Linked DNA regions of Mus musculus: regions 1 and 3 are each linked to region 2. The links are chromatin loops, found by intact Hi-C in ENCODE. Cell type or tissue: heart. All regions are shown on one strand. Links, peaks and the distances in the headings refer to the core of each region. The heading gives the core; the rest is flanking DNA.

What was found. Hi-C counts contacts between places; a loop is a spot of excess contacts. Peaks named below come from ENCODE experiments on the same cell type or tissue, not always from the same donor. Only the 100,000 strongest peaks of a DNase experiment are listed, where the experiment ranks them.
Region 1: a loop joins it to region 2, with 3 times the contacts of the local background. A loop is called at or near these places in 16 of 42 quality-filtered maps.
Region 3: it touches region 2 in a loop (3-fold over the local background); 9 of 42 quality-filtered maps call a loop at or near these places.

What each region holds. Positions count from the first base shown.
Region 1 is chr3:19,625,863-19,633,957 of GRCm38, reverse strand. n-TRacg3 (a tRNA gene) reads left to right here and starts at 5,927; the gene lies at 5,927-5,999. It overlaps n-TYgta1 (a tRNA gene), which reads right to left and starts at 5,603; the gene lies at 5,511-5,603. It overlaps n-TYgta2 (a tRNA gene), which reads right to left and starts at 5,176; the gene lies at 5,088-5,176. n-TAagc14 (a tRNA gene) reads right to left here and starts at 4,963; the gene lies at 4,891-4,963. In heart, for the core only: a CTCF peak has its summit at 4,997; DNase peaks (open chromatin) are centred at 4,687, 5,197 and 5,677; H3K4me3 peaks cover 2,266 bases; H3K27ac peaks cover 3,201 bases.
Region 2 is chr3:19,689,959-19,698,053 of GRCm38, reverse strand. Trim55 (tripartite motif-containing 55) reads right to left here. Exons shown (of 10, transcript NM_001081281.2): 10 at 5,470-6,577. The coding sequence ends at 6,455. It overlaps Crh (corticotropin releasing hormone), which reads left to right and starts at 2,658. Exons shown (of 2, transcript NM_205769.3): 1 at 2,658-2,887; 2 at 3,564-4,653. The coding sequence starts at 3,578. The coding sequence ends at 4,141. It overlaps Gm42189 (a long non-coding RNA gene), which reads right to left and starts at 3,781. Exons shown (of 3, transcript XR_880694.3): 1 at 3,515-3,781. In heart, for the core only: CTCF peaks have their summits at 3,772, 3,985 (motif pointing right) and 6,415; a DNase peak (open chromatin) is centred at 3,483; H3K4me3 peaks cover 941 bases; H3K27ac peaks cover 390 bases; H3K27me3 peaks cover 777 bases.
Region 3 is chr3:19,519,042-19,527,136 of GRCm38, reverse strand. The region is part of intron 1 of Dnajc5b (DnaJ heat shock protein family (Hsp40) member C5 beta); the gene reads right to left. Among named protein-coding and RNA genes, the nearest start is that of Dnajc5b, 14 kb to the right of the region's middle. In heart, for the core only: a CTCF peak has its summit at 4,774 (motif pointing left); no DNase peak of the experiment used is centred there.

The DNA.
Region 1 (8,095 bases), core at 1,668-6,667, 64 kb after region 2:
TACAGCTGTATTAGCTACTTTGCTTATTGCTGGGATAAAATACCTGATGAGAACAGTTTAAGGAGGAAAGGGTTTACTGTATTGACAATCTGAGAGGATAATCTATCATGACAGAGAAGGTGTGGAAGCCGGAGCAGCTCTGGCAAGGTATTGGGAACCTAGGACAGCTGGTCACTGAATCATGGTGAGGAGGGGGGGGGGATCTAAATGCTGGTGCTCAGGGAGCAGGGGGGAATCTAAATGCTGGTGCTCAGGGAGCAGGGGGGAATCTAAATGCTGGTGCTCAGGGAGCAGGGGGGAATCTAAATGCTGGTGCTTACACTTTTACAGGGTGTGGGACTCCACCCCAGGGAATGGGGAACAGAGCTCCACATATCCAGGGTTGGTCTTCCATTTAGTTAAATCCATCTTGAAGTGCCTTCACAGACATGCCCAAAGGCTTCCTAAAAGATTCTAAAATCAGTCCTTTGGCAATCAAGATCAACATAGACTGAAAGAAAACCAGGAATTGCAAGGCCAGTCTTGCTTCTAGCTTAATATCTTATACCCAGTAAAATCGAGGAAGTTATGACTGATTCCATCATTAAAACAGAGAAAAATACAAACAAAACAAGGTAAGAACACCAGATGATGTGAATGCTGGAGGCACTGGTGAGCCCTGAAGGAGGGGGCTTAGGAAGAGTGGACACACACACGCAGGACATGGCTTGCAGCATTGATTAATTCTCCTCCAAATTACTTTAATCCCAGAACAAAACAAAACAGCAAATAATTAATCTTGGGTAAACCAAGTGTTCTTGGTGTGTGGGCACAGATGTGCTAGCTCTGCGTGTACGTGCATATGACAGCCAGACACTGACATCAGCTGCCATGAGCTCTCATGCTCTGAATCTTCTGAAGACAGGACAATTGCACAGGCTGACTGGTTAGTGAGCCCCTGGGACTCTTCTGTCTTCATCGCCCAGCACTAGGGTTGCAAGTGTTTTTATGTGGGTACTTGAGCCAACTCCTGGGCTAAAAATGTTAGTAGTTTTCTGCAATACACATCCATCCGTCCTCCTCCCCACAACTATTATAAGCAAAATACACTACACATTCCATAAAGAAGGCTACACTTTATTTGAAATTTAGATGAACTGGGTTTGTTCCAAGTACCAGGCTCTGCTGTGTTCTGCACAACTTGGCCCTGGAAACATGACTCAAGGGACACAAGAATGAAGAAATGACAGCTAGAAAAGCTGTGTGGGGTCACCCATGATACAATAAATCCCCCCAGAAAGTTCCTGTGTATATCACACAGGGAAGGGGCTAACTCCTCCAGAGGGAGGCCTCTGAGAAGCAGCACCCTCAGCATGCACACATACAGAGGCAGGAAGCTCTGGTTGACAGTTTCTGCATACACTGGTTTTAACTAAAGGCCAGTCACTCCTCACTAGTTCTGGGAACAGAGGAAAGCTTTGTCATCCCTGTGGACCTCACCTGGGGTAGGCTTTTTCCCTCCTTGGGTCTGCTACACTGGGGTCCTTGACACAGATTCCATATTAACAATATACTGTCAGCTGGGGCTTCACCTTCTCTCCATAAGGCTTGGTAGATCACCCAGATACAATGGCTCTTCCTTTGGTTTCCTATAGCCAAAGCTGTGGATAAAAACAAACAAACAAACAAACAAACAAAAAACCCCACTTCCTAAAAAATGTGAGCTACTTGCGCATTCCTGTTTTCCCAGTGTGTGGGAGGTAGAGCCAAGGCCGCACCCTATTGAAGGCCAGTCTAGAATACACAAAACCACCACCCCTTACAGTGACAACAGAGGCAAGACCCTCATCCTGAGAATTTCTGCTTTTATGCATCGATCTTAAAAGTTACTGAGAAATAAACCAGCCCTAGCCTTCATCTGTGTAGTGAGATCCCAGTTATTACCTACGCAGAAGAGCCCAGTACCTGATCAGAAACTCCACTGGTCACTTGCCATGTTGCCTCTGCTCATTGGCTCTGTTACAGTTTTTCTTGCTACCTGGCAACAAGGAGTTTGAACATATGACTTTAAATTTTGAATGAGAAATGACATTTCATAAAGATAAAAATCACAAGGAAGGGACTAATTTCAAGTGCTTTACACGCTGGCATTTCATGTATTAAGCTGATTGCAAACTGCTCACTGGAAGCTGTGTTTTATCTTGATAATTGTTCCACCTTCAAAGTTGTTCTTTCTAGATTTCACTTCATCACGAAGATCTTTGAGAAAATGAGTAAAAATTAGCATACCATACTTTCTTCTGAACATTTCTTGGCACAATTTTTGTTGTTGTTGTTGTTGGTTTTTGTTTTGTGTTGGTTTTAGTTTTTCTTTTTTTTGTTTTTTGTTTTTTGGGTTTTTTTGTTTTTGTTTTGTTTTTTTTGTTTTGCACATTTTGGGTTTTTATTGCTGATTACAGACTTTAACTACAAAATGTGCATTGCAAGTCAACAAGACGTTTTCATATGTCCAATAAAAGTTTAAAGAAACAGACAAAACCCACAAAGGACAAGAGAAATACAAGCTTCAAACAATAGAAATTAAGTCTCCACCGTCAAGGCCTGCCAAAAATTTGAAATAACCCAAACCGTGCAAATGTTCAACAGAGACCATGGCCATACATGGGATTGTAAATACTTGTCCCATTAAGGACAAACCAAACAAGTTATCAGTTATGTTGATGATCAAGACAAACAACCTCATTGGCTTACAGCAATATTTTCTGTCCTCTGTAAGAGTTTGTGACAAGTTCAAGAGGTTGGAAACCTGTGTTGCTTCAGCAGGGCGGTGCTCAGAAGTCCACATGGTTCTAAGAAACCATCCTCAGCCCCTGCATGGTTTTAGTTTTTCCGAGACAGGGTTTCTCTGTGTAGCCCTGGCTGTCCTGGAACTCACTCTGTAGACCAGACTGGCCTCGAACTCAGAAATCTGCCTGCCTCTGCCACCCAATTCCTGGGATTGAAGGTGTGCGCCACCACCACTCAGCTTCTTAGCTTTTTGGCACAATTTCTGTGCTAGAAATACCCAGTGAGATGCCCAGCAAGTGGTCCTATCTGACGCCTTCACCAGGCTCTAGTCCTCCTTAGCACCATTGGAACTACACACCCCTGCCGCCATGTTCTTACAAGCTCTTAGTAAAATGCCAGTGGTTACTTTTACACATACGCTATTACATGGCCATCCCATAATGTGTTTAACCACATTCTGTATTTTCAGTCTTGGTCTACTTCCTTGGCTTGGGAAAGCCCAGCACCCCTTTTCTGCACTGTCTTATGTGTTTAGACAGCACATATGTGTTTAGACAACACATATGCAAAGATTCCACGTAACTCCTCGGGGCCTGCGGGTGTAGCATGTTCACCAGGCCCCTTGGTACTGAAGTCTGTCCCAGGCTCTGCAGTGTGCCAGCAGAATACCAGGCTGCATTTATGCCTCTCACTCTCCTCCCCTCCCGTTTCCTTTTCCTCCATCCGCATCCCCCTTCTTATTGATTCTTACTGTGTTCCAGGACCTCTGCTAAGAGAGTGAAATTCTATCTTAAGTGAGAGGAAGTGCCACAGGGCCATCCTGCTTTATGGAAGATGAAAGGGAAATAACCCAGATGCTGAGCACCCTGTCCAATGTCCTACAGAGTCAACACAAGCCACTGGCTCTCACTTCCTGTGTGACTAACCTCTCTGTGACCCAGCCTCCTGATTTTCACATCTGAACCTCTGCACTTCCCTGTCTGGATTGCTGACCTCAGGAAGTGTCTGGATTCTGGTGCAGATACCATCCCTACTATCTGACTTGACATTCCTTTCTCTTTTTACCACATACACTTACAGGAATTGTTATTGTTCACAAATAAGATTTAAGTGGCAAAGCACTGTGGTGAACACCAATAACCCCAGTTCTGGGAAAGCGGAGGAAGACAGTGAAGAGCTAGAGGCCTGCACACCCTGCTCTGGCACACGCATACACACACACACGCACACGCGCACGCACACGCACACACACGGTACTTGGGAGGCACAGGCAACTCAAGCCCAGCTCCTGAAGCCTTTGAGAAGAGGCCTGGTGAACATGCCACACCTGCAGGCCCCGAGGAGTTACTTGGAACCTTTGTAAAATAAGAAAAATACATAATTTTATGTAGGGGGATATATTTAAGTGACAAAGATTTAATCAAAAGCTTTATTGAAAATAACAAAATAGGATTAAAAATGGAAAGATAGAAAGTGGAAGACAGCTAGAAATTGCAGCAGATTGTATACACTGGAAACAAAAGCACACAGGTTGCCCAGGACTCTAAAATGTACAAAGGAATTATGACTTATTATAATCGTCAAAAGGCTAATAATTCTGCCCTTGACTGAAGTATATGTGTGTACGTGTGTAGTATGTCTTTTAACGAGGGAGCCTAAATCGGACCTTTTTTTTTTTTTTTTTTTTTTTTTGGTTCGGTTTGGTTTGGTTTGCTTCATTTGTTCGTTTGTTTTAATTTTCAATTTACCCTCTGTGAAAGTCCCTAGTCTACGCGATGCCCCACAATTTCTTCCTGGAGAAGACTAGAGTCCCGTACGCTTCTGAAGAAAATCACTCCAGCGCCATGATATACACCCTTAGGCCTCGTCCCCCGTGGAGCCACACAGCCCCGGACCCTCAGCTTAGCCAGGGTTTAAAGCTGGGTCTATTTCCGGGTTTTGCTGGGGAGCGGCTGTTGCATACCGGTTAATGCATGCCTGGAAGTTTTGGACACCACACAAAATACAAGGTTGAAAGGTTGAAAATCATCTCGCTGAGTTTTGCCTACTGTCTTTCGGCTTCAATTGAGGTATATAACAATGAAAAGAAAAACTACAGAAATGCAAAGACAAAAAAAGGGGAACTGGAGGATGCGGGCATCGATCCCGCTACCTCTCGCATGCTAAGCGAGCGCTCTACCATTTGAGCTAATCCCCCTCCACCGGCATCTGGCCTTTATGTGCTCCCCTAGAGGAGGAGGAGCGCACTGCGAGGCATGGAAATTTGTTCCGAACATGCCTCATAGATAGGATTAAAAGGTAAAAGAAAATAGCAAGCTCTTTCCTTCGAGCCGGAATCGAACCAGCGACCTAAGGATGTCCACAGCCACAAGCCTACAGTCCTCCGCTCTACCAGCTGAGCTATCGAAGGGAGCGGCAAGCCGGTTGACGGAAGGGCTCCATAACGCCACGTCACTGCTCCGCGCGGCCGGGAAAAAGGTCGCCCCCGTGCGTGGAACGCGGGCTCGCGCAACCGCATACGTGAGGAACCGACTTAGTGGTAGTACACCCGTACTCTGGGACTGGTCGGAGAGCGCTCTCACTATGAGGTCGCAAAAGGTTGACGAGTACGGAAGAATACAGGCCCTTTTGGGAGAGAAAGTCCTCGAACCGCCAAGATGGTTAGCGAGTACAGTAGCTGAGAGTGGGGCCCCGGGCAAGACCGGTAAGTCTAAACACATAAGCATGGAGAAAACATTACTGTCTCCTTCGAGCCGGAGTCGAACCAGCGACCTAAGGATGTCTTCTAACGGGGAGTTAGCTACAGTCCTCCGCTCTACCAGCTGAGCTATCGAAGGGACACAAGAAATGTTCTGCCCCTTGACACTGAACACATCTCAATCAGGAGTTCGGTTGACAGAGGGAGCTGCGCATGCGCACTAGTCAGGACTCAGACGTTAGGGGCGCGGGTCGTTCTACGCATGCGCACAGCCATCGTTTTGCCTCCCGCATTCCTGAGCGGCCTAGAAAGGACCCTAGCACAAAGTCCTCGGGAGGCCCAGGCTCTGGTTCTCATTCTTCGCCTCGCCTGCCTGTGCCACCTTTGCCCTTCTCACTATAAGACTGTAGAGAACGATCTCATGCTGTCATCTCGAAAGCCCCTAGAGTAGCCCACGCCGACGGGCCAGTGGCGCAATGGATAACGCGTCTGACTACGGATCAGAAGATTGTAGGTTCGACTCCTACCTGGCTCGAGCTTTTGGCCCAACCGTGTTGGGCTAGCTCAGTACTTATAGCAGCCTGCATTAATAACCAGCCTGTCCCTGCTCCTGGCCCCATCACCCCTCTTAAGGCACGTGGCGCAGGGCCATTCATTAAAATACATTTTTGACATGGTTCTGAAGCGTTCAGAAAAATATTTTATCTAAGTGGGCCATTACTTGGCATTTTAAGACAGTAAAATGATAAGTGTTTGTCTCCATATTCTGATAATGTGCCCACACAGTTGTAGGGCTTTTTGGTTTTTTTTTGTTTTTTGTTTTTAATCCACCCATTGGCTTGGGTCTTTTCACCAAGTCAGGTGTTTGAGCAAAAGGAGCTAGGTGGCTGTTATCATGCCGACTAGATAGCAGCTGGTATCTTTAAAGTTGTTTAGTGTTTCTCAGGGTTAAAAAAGAAAAAAAGAAAAAAGAACCTTTATGGAAGTTGAGGGAGCGTTGCTTTCCTCCACGTAAGTTCATAGACAAACCAAAGAGCCGCTATCGTGTTCTTAGTTCATTTTCTTATTTTGCAAGGGTAGGAAACAAAGTGATTATTTTCAGGTCATTGTTACAGCATCTTTGCACTGTGAGAGAAACCATCACCCTCAAGCAACTTAAGAGGAAGAAGCACAGGGGACCAAGAAGTGGGGGATGATGGTGGTTTCTTTTATTTTTTTGTCTCTTATTACAAAATTTCACGTGAGCTACAGACACAGTCACACAGGGAAGCCGTAGGAAATGAAGGCTATAGTGTCAGGAAGGCTCCTTCCTCAGTGCCTTCAGTTCCTTTTTCTCTAGGGCCGTAGGGCTCCCCTACAAATCGCTGAGCTCTTGATGAGATACAGCATGCGCTTCAGCCCTTCCCAGTAAATGAGAAAGCCCATTTGTCTCTTAAATGGGGAAACAACACCTTAAATAGAAGAAAGTTCAAATGAAGCAAATGGCCCAAGAGAATTAAAAATAACATGAGTAACGGAACAAAAGTATGTTTCGAAATGCTTATGGTTCTCCTCTAGGAATCCAAGAAGGTATTGCAACAGTGAAAACCAGAACACAGGTAGCAAAAGCATCAGAGAGCAACTGAGTTCTTAAACCTTAAAACCAGGTCTGCTCAGGCAAAAAAATTATACGTCAGACATAGATGATGACCAAATGTGAAGATGTAAATCAGAGTGCACATATCTTGAAGCACATCAGACATTGGAAAGCAAAACATTATAAAAGTGAGAGCATGGAAAAGAGATCCAGAGAACACAACTCCCGAATACATGTTCTAGAACATAAAACAGGCAATCGGGGAGCAAAGTGGCCATCCATGAGGACTGGATAAAAACAGCCAAGGCTGAACACAGGCTGGTGAAATGTAAAACCCTTGGAGGCTTTCACCAATGAGGGCCCAACAAAACAAAAGACAGCAGCCTTGAACAAGAATAAGAATTGGTCTGTAGCCAGACCTAGCAGCAGCACACACTAAAAGGCAGTAGGGCAGGGCCTTTCTGTGAGAAGACAACTTTGAGACAAAATTGCCTACCCAATCAAATAGCACATGTGAAAGCAGAAAGGTCAAATTTGCAGGAGGCTCTGTGCTTGTTTGAATGAGAATGACCCCATAAGCTCAATATATTTGAATGTTTGGTCCACAGTTGGTGAATCTATTTGGGAAAGATTAGGAGGTGTGTCCCTGCGCATCAACTTTGAGGTTTCAAAAGCCCTTACCATTTTAGGTGGATCTCTCCTCTCATCACTCCCTCCCTCCTTCCCTGCCTCTCTTCCTCCATTCCTTCCCCAATGACCCACCTGGTGGCTATGTCACTTTCTTTCTACCATGATGGCCACGAACTAACCTTCTGAAACTGTAAGCCCCAAGTTAGATGCTTGCTTTTACAAATTACATTGTTCATTGTGTCTTACTACAGCAATCGAAAATTAATACAGTCTCTAAATATCTTTCTGAGAGAAAATAAATATAATTTGAAGATGTCATACCAACAAGTTCTCCAGGGAGATGAATCTGAGAAAGAATTAGAATACACATTTTTAATGTATACATTTTTAATGTAGAAATGGAGAGGGGGGACCTGGTACGAAAA
Region 2 (8,095 bases), core at 2,085-7,084:
TATTATTTAACTCACTCCTATGTTATATTGCTTTTGATAAAGTATTTTGAACAGGAATTAATCACTACTTGGTGCCCATATTTCTTGAACAGTGTTTCTAGGATATAAAAGCATTTGTGTTGGTCCTTTTATGATTCCTTTCAGTAAGTGAAGTGCTATCTCTTGGTGTGAGTCTTGTAATAGAGATTATTAGTGTCTTGTGTAGATCATATCTACATTGTTATGTCTGTAATCACACATCAATGACATAATTTCAAGAATCCTCCCTACTCCCTATATTCTATAAAAAGATAAAATTAATTCTTTTATTTTTGTGTGAATTTTTATTTTGCATTTTCATTTTTAGGTGCATCAGTGCACTGAAAAACCTCACATCACAAGATTCAGCTAACATGAAAATAGCAGTGTGCACATACAGACATTTAAAGCCAAGGGGCACTGCACAAAGAATTTCTGTGTTCTTGTGCCTTGGGAATAAAAGGAAACCCCACGAAAAGGCCTCCAAGAGCTGATATGTGTGTTGCTCCACCTCGTCCACTCGTCTCTGCTCATTCGTGTGCCTGTGCTGGGAAAGAAAGCACAAAGGATGCCGTGATGCTGTGTAAATAGTGAGGCCAGCAGTAAAGAACTGGGTTCTTGTTCTGACTTTATCACTCGCTGAGTAACTTCAGATTCCCTCTGGTTCTCATTTAAGCCAAGCGAGCATTTCTAACACGAGTTCTCTGAGATTTGCTTCAGTAAATTATGGTACTTCACAATTTATATTCCAGGTAAGCCCCGTGGCAAAGGCTCAACAGCAATAGTGGAGCCCGAGTAAAAACACGTCTCCTGATGGTCCGATGGGAGGGATCTTGAGGGCCAGGAGGTTAGCAAGAGCCCATGTGTGCCACTTCTTCCCCCAGGGACCCTCCCTGACTTCTCCTGGAAAGCCCATAGGCATGTCTCTCTCTTACTTCCTCTTCAGGACTCATTGGCCTCCTTTCCCTCTCCAGACTGGCACTTAAGCTGAACTTTATGAATGGGCAAAGAATTGGTCAGGAATGAAAGTTAAAACAAAACAGAGACCAACAAACAAAAATCCCAAACACTGAGGTGAATTTTAACCTCTAAAATGCCCACTGTAACAATAGTGAAGGTTCTGCAGGCCTCCTGGTCAATGTAAACCCACTTTTCCTCTAAAGCACAATTTGATCATTATTTATTAATGAATCACACTTCTCCTGTGGACAGAATCCTTCCTGTGTTCTCTTCTATCAGAAATGCATCCCATTCATTCACCTATGAGCTGACTTTTCTGCAACCTCCAGTGTGAAAACACCTTCCTCTTGTTTCAAGAAGAGTTATCAATTAGTACAGGCCCCAAACAGGGGTGGAAATCTGCATTGCATTACTTGTGACAGAGAAAATGGCAGACATAACCAGAAACAGGGAACAGGAAATTTTGGATAAACAGTAGTGGTGGTTATGAAGCAGCTGAAGCGAATCCCAGACACTAGAGTTTGTAACAGCATCTTGAATTGCAGGATTAAAGGTAACTACTTCCCACTTAGACATAATCTCCATTCAACTCAAAATTTGAGAGTAGATTTATAGACATGGCATTGTGTTCTATAATAGTGCCAGAAAGCAATAACTAAAGACACTTGTGGTGCACATTTGAATGTGGAGAAAAGAACAGAACACATAATAAATAACTTGAGTGGTTTGCTCTGCATACCATCATGGTTTCACAGTACACGGAGGTGAAATGAATGATTCTCATTTACAGACTCAATAACTGATTTTTTTTCAGGCTATCAAACAGCTTAAGTTTTTTCAACACAAGAGAACAATGCCTCTCTCATTGGGTTTGCGGTGTAGACTCCGAACAGAGTGTTTAATATACACAGCTCACCCTGCTCTTCTTGGGGGAACAGTCCTGATTAACTTTAGATTCTAAGAGAACCATAGGAGGCCTGAGATTCACTTGAAACTGAGGCTTTTAAGAGACTTTGTTTATGGCCTTCCTCGTTAGAATAGCTCTTTTCTTGTGAAGGAAAACACTAAGCTGGTTTCAAAAAAACGTACTGGCCTTGTCTTCAGCTCCATAATTCCTATGTATGCTCTTGGGAGGGCTAAGTGGATAAAAACTCAGACCTGGTTGTCTCTGTCCCCTAGTTCTTCATTCTCCTCCAGGCAGAAAGATGGCAGGCCATAGTAACGACAGATTTCAGATACTGAGATGTTTCCTGAGAGGACAACCTGACAGAAGAGTTAGGTGGGGGTGCTGAGGCACCAGGAAATGTCCAGATCCACCCCTTTAATGGTAACTACCTTCTTGGAAGCTCTGCACTCCCCACCTCTTCTTCTTTCCCCTCCCACTCTCTGTCTCTTTTCTGGTCCGTATCTGGCCTATCATAGTAAGAGGTCAGTCTGTTTTCCACACTTGGATAGTCTCATTCAAAAATTTTTGTCAATGGACAAGTCATAAGAAACCCTTCCATTTTCGGGCTCGTTGACGTCACCAAGGAGGCGATAAATATCTGTTGATATAATTGGATGTGAGATTCAGTGTTGAAATAGCAGAACTCTGTCCCTCGCTCCTTGGCAGGGCCCTATTATTTATGCAGGAGCAGAGGCAGCACGCAATCGAGCTGTCAAGAGAGCGTCAGCTTATTAGGCAAATGCTGCGTGCTTTCTGAAGAGGGTCGACATTATAAAATCTCACTCCAGGCTCTGGTGTGGAGAAACTCAGAGCCCAAGTACGTTGAGAGACTGAAGAGAAAGGGAAAAGGCAAAAGAAAAAAAGAAGAGAAAGGAGAAGAGGAAGAAAACCTGCAGGAGGCATCCTGAGAGAAGTCCCTCTGCAGAGGCAGCAGTGCGGGCTCACCTACCAAGGGAGGAGAAGGTAGGCAGCGCCTAGACGGGCGCCACCAACTTTGTGCTGCCTGAGCTGCTGTGGTGAGCCCCGGAGCCAGCTGCCCATGTGCTGGAATGCCTGTGCCTATGCATGTATGTGTGTCGCTAACTGTGCCTTAAAATTCCGATGACAGTGGCGATTTGAAAAAGCGAAGTTAGACGGCGGCTGCTCATCTTTATCCACTCAATCCAATCTGCCACTCACTGCTCATAGTCTGTGCAAAGAATGGCTCCCCTATTGCATCCCATGTCCCCAAGCAAACGGAGTAAGGGCAGGAATGGAGACAGAGAAGGTTGTTCTCAATTTGGCAGAAAAGGATGTCCGAAAGGGGGCGATTAGGGTGTGCGACAGCTTAAACCTGTGGCACTTGTCCGGGCTCAGGGAAGTCGGTTTAGGGAAGACGTTTGGGAGGTCCTTAGGAAGAGGAGCCAGGGGTTGTCCCTTCTAGGTCTCCAAAGAAGGGTCACCGCGGGCTCGCACCAGTTGAGCTTTGCAGGTACCTAGCTTCAGCACCGCGGACAGCGTCACCGAAGCCTAGAGCCTGTCTTGTCTGTGGGTGTCCGATAGGAAGCCCCGCTGCACCTTCCAGCTGAGCTAAACTCTGACCAATCTTACCTTTCTCCCCCACCTTCTCTCTCCCCCGACCTCAACCTCGGTGCTTCAGAGAGCGCCCCTAACATGCGGCTGCGGCTGCTGGTGTCCGCGGGCATGCTGCTGGTGGCTCTGTCGTCCTGCCTGCCTTGCAGGGCCCTGCTCAGCAGGGGATCCGTCCCCCGAGCGCCGCGGGCCCCGCAGCCCTTGAATTTCTTGCAGCCGGAGCAGCCCCAGCAACCTCAGCCGGTTCTGATCCGCATGGGTGAAGAATACTTCCTCCGCCTGGGGAATCTCAACAGAAGTCCCGCTGCTCGGCTGTCCCCCAACTCCACGCCCCTCACCGCGGGTCGCGGCAGCCGCCCCTCGCACGACCAGGCTGCGGCTAACTTTTTCCGCGTGTTGCTGCAGCAGCTGCAGATGCCTCAGCGCTCGCTCGACAGCCGCGCGGAGCCGGCCGAACGCGGCGCCGAGGATGCCCTCGGTGGCCACCAGGGGGCGCTGGAGAGGGAGAGGCGGTCGGAGGAGCCGCCCATCTCTCTGGATCTCACCTTCCACCTTCTGCGGGAAGTCTTGGAAATGGCCCGGGCAGAGCAGTTAGCTCAGCAAGCTCACAGCAACAGGAAACTGATGGAGATTATCGGGAAATGAAATGTTGCGCTTGGCCAAAACGATTCTGCATTTAGCACACAAGTAAAAATAAAAATTTAAAACACAGTATTCTGTACCATATCGCAGCTCCGATATCATTTGTTTATTTTTATATAGCTTGAAGCATAGAAGATGTACAGGGAGAGAGCCTATATACCCCTTAATTAGCATGCACAAAGTGTATTTCTGTGTCGTAACAAAACAGCGTTATTTGTATTGCCCATGCTTAATTTCTATGTGCAAATAAGCGTCTTTATAGCGATATCTTAAAGAAAATGTGGCCCCAAGGAGGAAACCTTTGAAAAAGCAGATGGGAGTCATCCAGTTGTTTTTATTTGGAGCTGCAGTGGAAGAGAATTCATTCTTGAGGGGTGGCTAGGACGAAATGTGTAAGCTCTTTGAATCAACTTTTTCTTGTAAATGTTTCAGTAATAAAACATCTTTCTGATTCTTGGTCAATTTGGTTGTGTAAGAGAACGTTAAATATATTTTTAATAAAATCTGCAAAGGTTGCTGTGGCTTTATTTTTCCTCTTCAGTGTGCATACAGAAATGGCCCCAGCACAAGACATAAAAACAGCACAACAAACAACTTGCCCCTCAACAAAACACCCTACATTTTATTTTCTCTTAAAGATAGGAACATTTGTCACATAGCTTACATTGGCCCTGTAATTTGTCCTGGGCTTTCCTCTGTACCTCTCAGACTTCCCTTCTGAGATTAAATTAAATAATTTTAGAGGTTCCTCCCACCTCTAAAACTTGATCACAGTGGAAATAACACGCAAGCCTAATTAGCTGAGGACCGAGGAAGTGTGGGCCTCATGGGAAGTGGGTGGAGGTCAGAGGACAACTGGAGAAGGTCAGACTCCTCCTACCATGTGAGTCCTAGGACCTGAACTGGGTTCTTTAGGCCCAAGAGCAAGCCTGTACCCACTGTACTACTCACCAGCCTAGATAGGAGAAACTTAAGAATGCAAGCATCTCAAGTAAATAAACATATTTTCAGTGAAAGGTCACTTGGGAAATTTTTTCTTAAAAAAAAATAGCTACACAAATACCTTTCACATTTCTCTCTATCCCAGTCCTAATAACTGCAACCTGTAGGCCTGTTATTTGCTTCTAAAATTAAACAGCACTTCTAATTTTAATACGTTTGCTTTAGTAGTTTAGTTACCACCCTAAAAATTTTAGTTCCATAATTAATACTTTTAAATTAATTTGTATATATGAAGATGGCACTTCTCTTGAGGCCCTGGAAATATGCTTGATTAATGGCTTAATAATAAAACATGAATCACTGAATAAATTGCTGGGAGACTGAAGTTCTTAAAAACATTTATTTAATAGTTCATTTAAAGTAAAGTTACACTTATGTGATGAAGGCAAGGAAGGAGAGAGGAGAGAGAGAGACCGGGGGGGGGGGGAGGGAGGGAGGGAAGGAGGAAGAAAGGAAAGGAGGGAGAGACAGAGGGGGAGAGAAGAGACAGAGGGAGAGAGGGGGAGAGAGAGAGAGAGAGAAGGCACACAGGGGGAGAATTGTGTGTATACTTAAATCCATGCAGTTGCTCCACAGATTATCAGATTGCTGCTATGGCAGGACACTTAAGAAAGTAGACAGCTCCTCTTTGAAATTCAATTAAAATGCCTAATACATGGATATGATTATGAGATATGTAAATAAGGTTAGAAAAATGTCAAAAGAGTTGCCCTAGATTTTTGGCCTTCTGGACTATGGACGTGTGGCCACATGTAAAGGAAAGTCCTGTCTGCGCACCCATGGCATCCATAGGGAAAGGAACCTCTACAGTGCCCTACATAGCTTTGGTCAGTGACCAATCTCCATATTTTGATAAATCGGTCAGTTTGGAACTGACACTGAACATCACCTACCACCTGCAATGCTAAGGAGAAAAGCAAAAGGCACAAGCGTCCTAAAATAACCAGAAGCCTGAGGGAGGCTGGGAGAGTGTTCTGCCACTTTGTTACCACTTGGCACTTATGGCTGATACACAGGCATGCACCACACCTACACAACCTTCAGAAGGTTTCTCACACAAATGAAAGATTTGCAGAAGATCAAGTTTCTTCAGAAGAGTATTTTCTGTAATTTTGTTCTGAGCATAATCATTTTCTCAATGAGTGAGATAAGTCATCTGGAATTAAAGGGTGGTGGTGTTGTATTGTTTTGTTTTGCTTTCAGAAATCCTGTCCAGAGGTCCCCTTCATATGAATCGTGGTGAATTTCCACCTGTTTCCTGCTGCCTATGTGCTTCTCAGCCAGGCAGACAGGGGGCAGCAACGAGAATAAATATTATTCATTTAGGGAATTCAACCAGGAGAAGGAGAAGACGTGGCGAGCTGGCTCAGGATCAGCCCCACCCCCACTCCCCAAGGCTGCAGACTGTCCCTGGGGAGAAGGGGCCTCAAATCCAATCTGCAAAAGAAGAAAATGTGGATGAGAGGAAGGAGAGAGTAGACCTTTGGGGAATTGGTCCAGTTACTGATCTACGGAGGAGAGAGGATGATGAGATGATGATAGTAATTAGATGAAGCATAATTATTATTAGGGATAGAAAGCAAACTTAGGTCATCTTAGTTATGGTCAAGAGCCATTCAAGTGATTCACGCTCATAATTCAAAAAGAATAGCAATAGCGCATGCAGTGGAATGGAGCTCTGGTGGGGAGAAGCCAGGGTTCCCTGCTTGGCTTTCCTGAGTTAAGTCATTCATGATTTACTGACATGACAGTCTCATTCACACACACAGATATCTAGGTTTACAAAAATCTGCAAAACTATTGAAATCCTGCTAAGTTTTAACTCATAACTCAGCGATAGAGTGCCTTCCCAGCCGTCCTAGGCCCGAGTTTCATCCCCAGTGCCACACAAGACAGAGAGGCCGAGAGGGGGAGGAGAGGAGGGAAGGGGTAGGGGAGCGGAAACTTAAATGATGTTGCTATCTTATGACAGTGCAACTTATACTCATATTCATATAATGTCTCCACTGCTGACGTTAGAAGTTTCTACCAGATTACACTCGTGTGCCATCAGTCGGGGTATGTTCCCAGAACGTCAGCATTAAGTTATATTACTGTAGAGGGGGCACCAGTGCTCGTGCACTGAGACAATAGCAGTAAGCCATACTACCTAGAAGAATCAAACTCGAGGAGATCACTGACAAAATGTTACTATGCACACATTTATATGTTTGTAAATCGCTTCAACTTTGCAAAACCCCTCCGTTTTGCAAAGCCAAAGTATTGATCTTGAACAAATCCTGAAGTGAGTGTCTCTAGGCAATAAAATCTTATAACGTTTAATTCACCTGACCAACTCAATCTTATAAATGAACTTCAATAATTTGTTTTGAGTTTTAAAAATAACAGCTTAATGGAACAAAGAACATTCATATATATATATATATATATATATATATATATATATATATATATATGACTCGCAATTTGATTGTTTTCATTCAAACTGTAAGGAGACCATGATAGATCTGGTTTGTTCCACCGGAAATGATCAAGTGTGTTCTCGCACTTTCCTGGTAAACTCTGCAGTATGGAAATGTCAAAGGCTCAGAAGGAGTGAGGCAGCATGTGTACCCAAGCACAGAAGCCCTGGGGTGAGGGTGGGGTGGGGTGGGGCTGAGGTGGGGGTGGGGCTGGGGGCGGGGCTGAGGTGGGGATGGGGCTGGGGGGGTTGGGGTTGGGGTGAGGTAGGGCTGGGGCAGGGCGGGGCTGGGGTGGGGTTGGGGCTGTGATGTCTGACCAAGCAGGACTTCTGTAAGTATGAGTATATTGTTGCTGTGCAGAATAGTTTTTAGAGGAAATGAGTGCTTGGCAGGCCCCTTCCCAGATCTCACCATAGAGGTGTGAGGTGTCATTCAAAAAAACCCAACACAATTATAGTGAGTTATTTGGTTTTAGGATTCTCTTTTTTGATAT
Region 3 (8,095 bases), core at 1,668-6,667, 170 kb after region 2:
AGTTTTGTGAGTTTATAAGTTTTTAACCTTTTTTTTTCTTGGTAAGGTTATGTTCAAAGCCAACCAGCCTGGTTTCAAAGTTGAGTCTTATTGTCTTCCACGTGGAGAATTATATAAAATGGTGAATAACATTTTTATATAACTTTGAAGTTACAAGGGGCCTGAGATTTTAATTTGGGCAACTATAGAAATATGTAGAAAATATAGAACCTTAGGAGGCTATAGGGAAAAAACTAAATTAAAGTGCTCAAGAATGGCTGACACTGATCCTACGAGTGGTCAGGCCTATGGTCACTCAAACTAACCCAAAGCAAGATCCTGCGGTGTGCTTGGGCTAATGAGTTCCTTACACGGTATAGGGAGCTGTCCAGTTGAGAGTTGCTGCTGACCCCACATCAGAGAGGAGAAGCAGAGAGCTCTTCAGCTCAGTAAGGTGGAAAACACTTGCCAGCTGGGTGCCTGCCCTCTGCAAGAACTTTCCACAGCTCCGGTTTCCGAAGGAAACATTTGCTGAAGGTAACAGCATCCATGCGATTAAAAACAAAGTCAAATTAGGTTCCACAGGACTTAGCTCAAGCTCCAGTAACTAAAAGATAACATTTCTGTTGGCTTGGGTTTACACATGCTGCTCTCTTTACTCATCTCCTCTGTAAAACACAGAACAGCACATGGGCTCTTTAATACTTCCCATGACTATTGCAAAGTATCCATAGACAGAGTACAGACTCTTATAGCCCATTGCTTTCTGGGGCTAGTATGGGCTAATTGAGAAGGGGTGTGTGTGTGCATGTGTGTGTGCATGCATGTGTGTGCTGATTCTTGTGGTTTTATTTTTTACTCTAGCTTGTTTTTTTGTTTGTTTGTTTTATAAGGAGAAAGAGAGAGAGAAGGTCACAGGATTGGGTGGGTGAGGAAGTTGGGGGATCTGGGAGGAGTTGGGAGAGGGGAAACTGTGATCAGAATATATTGTATAAAATCTTTTTCAAAGTAATAATGTCAGGTGTGGTGGCACATGCCTTTAATCCCAGCACTCAGGAAGCAGAGGCAGGAGGACCCACTGTGAGTCTAAGACCAGCCTGGTCTAAATAGTGACAACCAAGGCTGCTATGTAGAGAGATCCTGACTGAAACACAGAAGTGACAAAATAGAAGGAGGAAGAGGAGCAAGGGGAGGAGGGAGAAGAGAGGGAGGAGGAGGAGCATCAGAAGGAAGGGAGGTTATTCTTTTCCTCCCTCCCCAAATCAGAACCTAGTGCACTGGAGGTGCTCTAAGAGTTTAGACATGCAATCCTGACAGGTTTTGTCTCAGGCTTCTAACTCATCGATAATCGAGTGATTTATACAAATGGAAACTGCTTCCTGTTCTGTCACGTGAGGCACTTTACCCAAAGCTTGGTGAGTCAAAGATGGCGGCCCCGAGGCTGGCGGTGGTGATAGGACACGGTGACATGGGTGATGCCGATGCTAGAGGCTGGAATAGCTGACTCTGATGCAACTATCTCATGTAAGTCCTAAAACCATGTAAGTAGTAAAACAAAGAGAGAGTTTCTCTATTTTAAGACTCAGTGTTATCTCAGTAGATTGACATTATTGCCTTCATGATCACACAAACAAAAACACTCTTTGAACTTCAGTCAGGCTTTTCCCTTTAGAACTGCAGTTGAGTGTGTCCTTGTGTGTGGCCTGAACACCATTGCAGAATGAGTCGTGAGAACTCAGGTGGTTTTGTTTCTATTATTATTACATTTATTTGTATACTTTGTGGCAGGACATTCATGTGCATGATGTGAATGTAAAGGTCAGAGAACAATATTGGAGAATAGGTTCTCTTTTTCTACCATGGGGATGTGTGTGTCCAGGGATAGACTCAAGGTACCTTTACCTGCTGAGCCATCTTGTCAGCCTAAGCTTAGAAGAGACTCTACCAGCTCAGTGTTTAATAACCCTCAATATCTTATCAACTTCCCCATGCCTCACACTTGGTGCCCTGAGCTCCTCTCAATAAGAACACTAAGTTCGCCTTCACCATCATTCTTCCTGCACTTGACATTCCCATCCTCGTATTTTTTTTTTCATCTGCTGGTCCAAAGTTTGCCCCTGGGTTATCAATCTTGACTGGCTCAGAACGGATCCCCATTCCATACATGGGATTCCCTTTCTGTGTTATAATTTATACTAAATAAAGCATGCTTATAGTACTTTTATAAAGAAAGTATTCGGGCTGGAGAGATGGCTCAGTGGTTAAGAACACTGACTGTTCTGCCAGAGGTCCTGAATTCAATTCCCAGCAACCACGTGGTGGCTCACAACCATCTGTAATGGGATCTAATGCACTCTTCTAGTGTATGTCTGAAGACAGCTGCAGTGCACTCATATAAATAAAAAAATTAATAAATCTTTAAAAAAAAGAAAGAAAGTATTCATTGAGTCATTTTATATTATAGTGTTATAAAGAAGACCAAGATGGGTGCAGCTAAGAAAATTACCCAAGAACTACATGTAGGAGACAGCCTGGATGAGACAAAGTTCTAACTCATTGAAGAGCTTTGCTTCATGAGTGTATAACTGCAGGGGGAATTGGGGCTTGCTGTTTCTTACCAACCCATGACCCAGGGAGTGATGACTGAGGGAAGCTCAAGAAAGCTAGAAGTGGAACTACTAATGAGGCCCACCTTACTTAAGTAAATCTCTAATCTGAGAACTATGTGACTGAGAAAATATTGACAGAGTCTTGTTACCTGCCTGGAAATACAATATATATTTCACATGTGTGAAATTTAAACACAGTGTTGCTTACTTATGATAAGAAATTGCTGTAATAAACCAAGGAAGTTTGAGCCCAACAGATGTCCTTCTTTGACAGAGTATCTGTACACAGAACCTTGGCCAGTGACTTCACAGGCCGCCCGTGTCTCCAGTTCAGATAAGCTCAAGTGACCTGCTCAGTGCAAAATTCTCTTTTAATAGGACATCAGTTATAAAGATTGTTCTGCACATTCTTGTGTGAATGCAGTCAGGCAGCCTACAAAAGAACGAGCACATGGAAACCGAGATATAGTATGTGTGGTGATGGCATCGGAGGATGACCCTGAAGCTGTATCTTAGCCCCCTTTCGAATGGAGCTTTAACTGGGTAACAGACGTATCCTGGAAAGAGAAGGAGATGCTAAAGATAAACCACACATATGCCACACTTGGCAACTCCCTAAATGCTTTCTTTTCACAAGTCACAGACATTTTAGGATCCCCTGTCTGGTTACCATGGTCATGTGATTTTTCCCAAAGAAAAACATCAACCATGAAAGGTTAAAAGCTGGGCTTGAGTGCTCAGCTATGAAACTGCATTTATATATTCTTGTTAAATTTGAAGAAGCTGAGCTGGACAAGTTAGCTTTAAGTGACAAAGTGTGTCCCTTCTTTGCGTACACATCTGCATCCCCATGTCTATGGTCACCAGGGAGGCTAAGTGGTTCTGTCTGTCTGTCTCCTGGCCCACTATGCTAGTACACCAAAGACTGCATAAATCTCTAGTGTCCCCAGTGGATCTTTGCAAGAACAGCTCACAGAATGGGTAGTCAGAACTCACTGAGTTGCAAGCAGCTAGTGGCTACAATCCTTGATCTTCCAGGTCTGGCCTTCAGCTCTTAGTCTTACTAAGTGTCAACTGGAGGTGCCTGGAACTGTACATCCACAGCTGAGCAGACTCTCCCAGTGATTGGAGTAGAAAAGCCCCTTTCAGAACATGATGGGTAACATTTTGAAGAAACCCTTACTTTCCAGACATGCAGGATCAGATGGGCCCCTGTGCTGATGCTGTCTTCTCAGCCGACCACTCTGCCTCCCATCCACAAGTTCTTATAGTGTATATCTCCTGGAAAGCAGTCCCACTGACACTCATCACCATTGAGCTACATGCTACCCACTTACAGCCCTGCTCCTCATCCTTCCAGACTCTTGGAAACATTACAAGGTTTTCTGGATTGTTCCACATCACAGACACAGACCATCCAGCTGTCCCTATCACCACAACTCCACAGATGTGAAAGCCACAAAACAGCCCCTCAGCTTTTCTCCCACTGCCTCCACACCAGACCTTACTTTTAGATATGTTACAACCAAGCCAAGCCAGCATGAAGGACTAGCCTCCAGAGGTAAAAACCTGGACCCATGGACTAGGTAGCTCTTGCATGTGACTAGGAATTGACAAGTATAATGTCATGGCTAGTTAGTTCAATGTCAACTTGACACACACAGAGTCTTCTGAAATTGAGAAAACACCTCCATGAGATCCAGCTGTAAAGCATTTTCTTAATCAGTAAGTGGTAGCGGAGGGACCCAGACCATGGTCAGCGAGTGGTGTCATTCCTGGGCTGGTGGTCCTGAGTTCTATAAGAGAGCAGGCTGAGCAAGCCATGAGAAGCAAGTCAGTAAGCAGCGCCCTCCATGGCCCCTGCATCATCTTCTCCCTCCAAGACACTGCTCTGAGTTCCTGTCCTGACTTCATTCAGTAGCAAACAGTACTGTGGAAGAGTAAGCTGATTAAACCCACTCCTCCCCAGTTGTTTTATCATGGTCATGGTGTTTTATCACAGCAAGAATAACCCTAACTAAGATATAGAAGGGTGAGTACCAAGCACTTATCTAGCTGCCTCTCTGTCCCAGGCTCCCGAGGCCCCTGTGCATGCACGTCTTTAAAAGGTCTTTTCTGAAACTTTCTTAAAAACTCAACTCAGTCCTAACACAAAGCTAACTTGCCATTCTATATGGCTGTGCTGCCCTCTAGTGTTCAAAAGGAGAGTAACCGTAAGCAGTCATTTTCAACTTCAATTATTTCTCACACCAAATCACCTGTTTCCCAAAGCCTGCAATCACAATGGTGATTCTATGTGTACTGGCTAGGTTATAATTTTAAATCTCGTGTGTGTTTCTGGACATCCCTACCCTTCCTCTCTAGCTCTTCCGGATACTTTGCCCTGACCCTTGGTATCCCTGCTACCTACAGATTCTCATCCTGGCACAGCCTCCGTCTGCTTCTTCATCTTCCCACGTAACCTTGGCATAGATCTCACTCTCTGCATACCATTCATCAGGCTGGGGGCCTTTTTGACCTCGTGTCCCTCTCAGTCACCACTTTCATCCTCCTACAGTCCCTTATCCTACACAGGTCCTTTACGTCTTCAGTCTTGTCAGCAAGCTCCAGCCTGGCACACACTCACCCTTGACCTGTCCTGCCAGCCACCTCCCTTCTAAATATGCCATTGTATTTATGACTCACTAACATGTCTGAACTCCCCAAATCTGTCAGTTGTGCCCCTTTCTCCAACCACCTTCCTGTTCATCTAAGACTGTCAGACTAAGTCTAGCTAGCTATGCCTTTGTCAACATCCCTAACTCTTCAAAGCTCTTCACACTTGACTGTGTGTCTCCCAGTGGAGTACAGTCTTACCCACAGGAACTGCTGAGCTATTCCTAGAAAGCACTCACGTTCCTATTGATTCAGTGGAGACTTGCACCAATCGACTGGTCTCCTCACCATCCCCACCTTGCTTCTAGCAAAAGACACCAGCTCTTAACTTGGGGGAGAAATGGTGTTCTGTTGTCAATAAAGCACTTTCTTGTGGATATATTTGATGCATGCAACAACTGAGACAAAGTCTTACAAGCCAACAAGCCAGGCCCACAACACTGTCATAAAGAAACCACAGTTATTAACAGAACCTGGGTAGGAACATGCGTCCTAACTCTGAGAACCCCTGCCATGAATGAAGTTGGTTCTCTGTCCACAGGCTCTAGGGAGCCCTTGGTCACCACCTCTGGAGAGTGCTGCTTCCATACAGAGCCTCCACTGTTGGCAAAGCACCTGCAGTTCATTTATTCCAGGCTAAAGGAAGAAGTGAAACAGGCTTGAAAGCAAGATACTTCTTCTAATTTGAGAATTGTTAGTACTGAGGGTTGTGCTTCCTTGTGTGCCGATTGGTCTGCCATCTTCAGAAGCCTTGCCTAAGATTGTTCACTTTCAATGATATGGGTCACAGCTTTGGAACCAGTACCACGTGGAAAGTCAGACCAAGTTCTTCTGGAAGGAAAACTCCACAGAACGGAGGAGGCACGTGAGTACAGGTTGTGACAGTGGGATGGAGAATTCACTGACCTAAGTGCAGTACACTTAAACCATGAGCTGATTTCCTCTGAATACATGATATTCACAGAAGTAGCTAAGGCCACTTCTGCTGGGAATAGAGGACCTAACTGAGTCACTTAACAGGTGATAGGACTCACAGCCCTTTCTTGGGCCTTCTACAGAAGTATGACGACCATGCAGCCCTGCTTTAGTCAGTAAAGTGTGTCCCCCTCTGTCCCCATTTTTCTTCTAATACATCTTTCTTTGCACTGCACCTATACTGCTGCTGTACGTGATGCTGATCTTCAACAGGAGCCTTCCCACAGATGCTGCCACAGATGTGGCCTGCTCTGTGATCTGTGCACACTGGATGGGGCCAGGAGGGTCCCCTCACTCCATGCCCTCAGAGCTGATATCTACAGGCTACACTAGAAGACCTGGCCCGGGAGATGTAGCTTGTAAGTGGACTTGGGTAAGGAACTCATTCTTTTCAGTCTTAGGGCTTCTCTCTGAAAAAATTAGGTGCTTGCTGTTGTCGAAGTCAACTCAACAGCACTGTGGGGACTAAGTATATTATCATAATGAATGGAACTCCAGGAGCAACCAGAGAGGGTTTATAAGGGTCCAGGACAAAGGAATCTGTGTGTATAAGATAGATTTAGGCACTTCGAGTTAAGCGTGTTACTAAACAGTGTTTTCTTAAAGTGTGGAGCAGGAGGGGGATGGGCAAAGACCGGCAGCACTGTTGAACAAGCACCATCGCCATAGAGGAAGGCCCAACCCATGCTGGATGAATCAGCAGGCAGCATGCACCTATGGCATGATTGATGTGCGAACATTTTAAGCTGTTTATAAAAAAAATGGGGGAGGAATGGAACAGGATTGGACTGGCCCATGGGGACAGTTTTGAAGAGATGTTTCAGAATCCTTACCCATTCCAGCCTATGACAGACCTGGCATGCTGCCCCTCTACAGCCAAGTGGGCAGTGGGGGAGCACAGAGCTGTGATAAGCCCTGAAGATTGGACATCTGAAGCACAAGGGTAGGGCTTTCAGTAAACAGTTACTGCTAATGTTCCACAGAGCCCTTTCAAAGCAAAGGAGAGGGGGGCCCTTCTAGTAGCTGCATGCTGCCCAAGGCCAGCATGTTCACACATGAAGACAGGACAGTGCTTTCCCTGAGCTTTGAGCAATAGCTAAGGCCTTCAGTGCTTTCTTCCTAGGGAGGGAGCAACTCTGAGACACTTGGGAAACTGCCCACACCCAGCTAAGGCATGTAAGAGGGCTGGGATCCCAGCTCTCTTTTAACAAGTTAAGCTACTTAGATAAACTTACTCAACTCTCCGGACTTCTTTCTGCATTTCTAAAATATACAAACGTGGTACAGTCAAAAAAGCGTTTAGCAGATGGAGACTGGATGGCTTTTCACTTAGGATCATTGTTTCAATTAATTGTTCTCTGGTGAAATGGCTAATTCTATGTGCCAACTTGCCTGGCTACAGGGTGCCTAGATATTTGTTCTAACATTACTCTTTTTGTGTGAATGTGTATTGGTATTTCGATCAGTAGACCCCAAAAAAAGCACCTGCCACTCATCTTCAGCTAGAGACTTATAGAGATCAAAAACGTACCCTCCCTGAGATTAGAGTGCATACCCTCTCATCTCCTGAAAGACAGCTCGCTGCAGAGACAGCTGCTTTCCAGTTTTCCTTGAGTCTCAGGACTGCTCACTCTGGATCCTAGGATTTGTTAGCTTCCAAATCATAAAAATCAATACCTTATTTTATAAATATACCCTATTGGTTCTGTTTCTCTGTGGAAACCCAAATATAGTATGCACTAAACAGTGATTTCTTAAAAGTGTTAACATTAAAGAAAGTAACATCTGCTTGTAAAGGCACTTAAAATTCTGTTTCTAAGAAGCAGAGAAAATAACCATAATGTGCTATTCAGTGGGTAGACCTGATTTTCTAAACC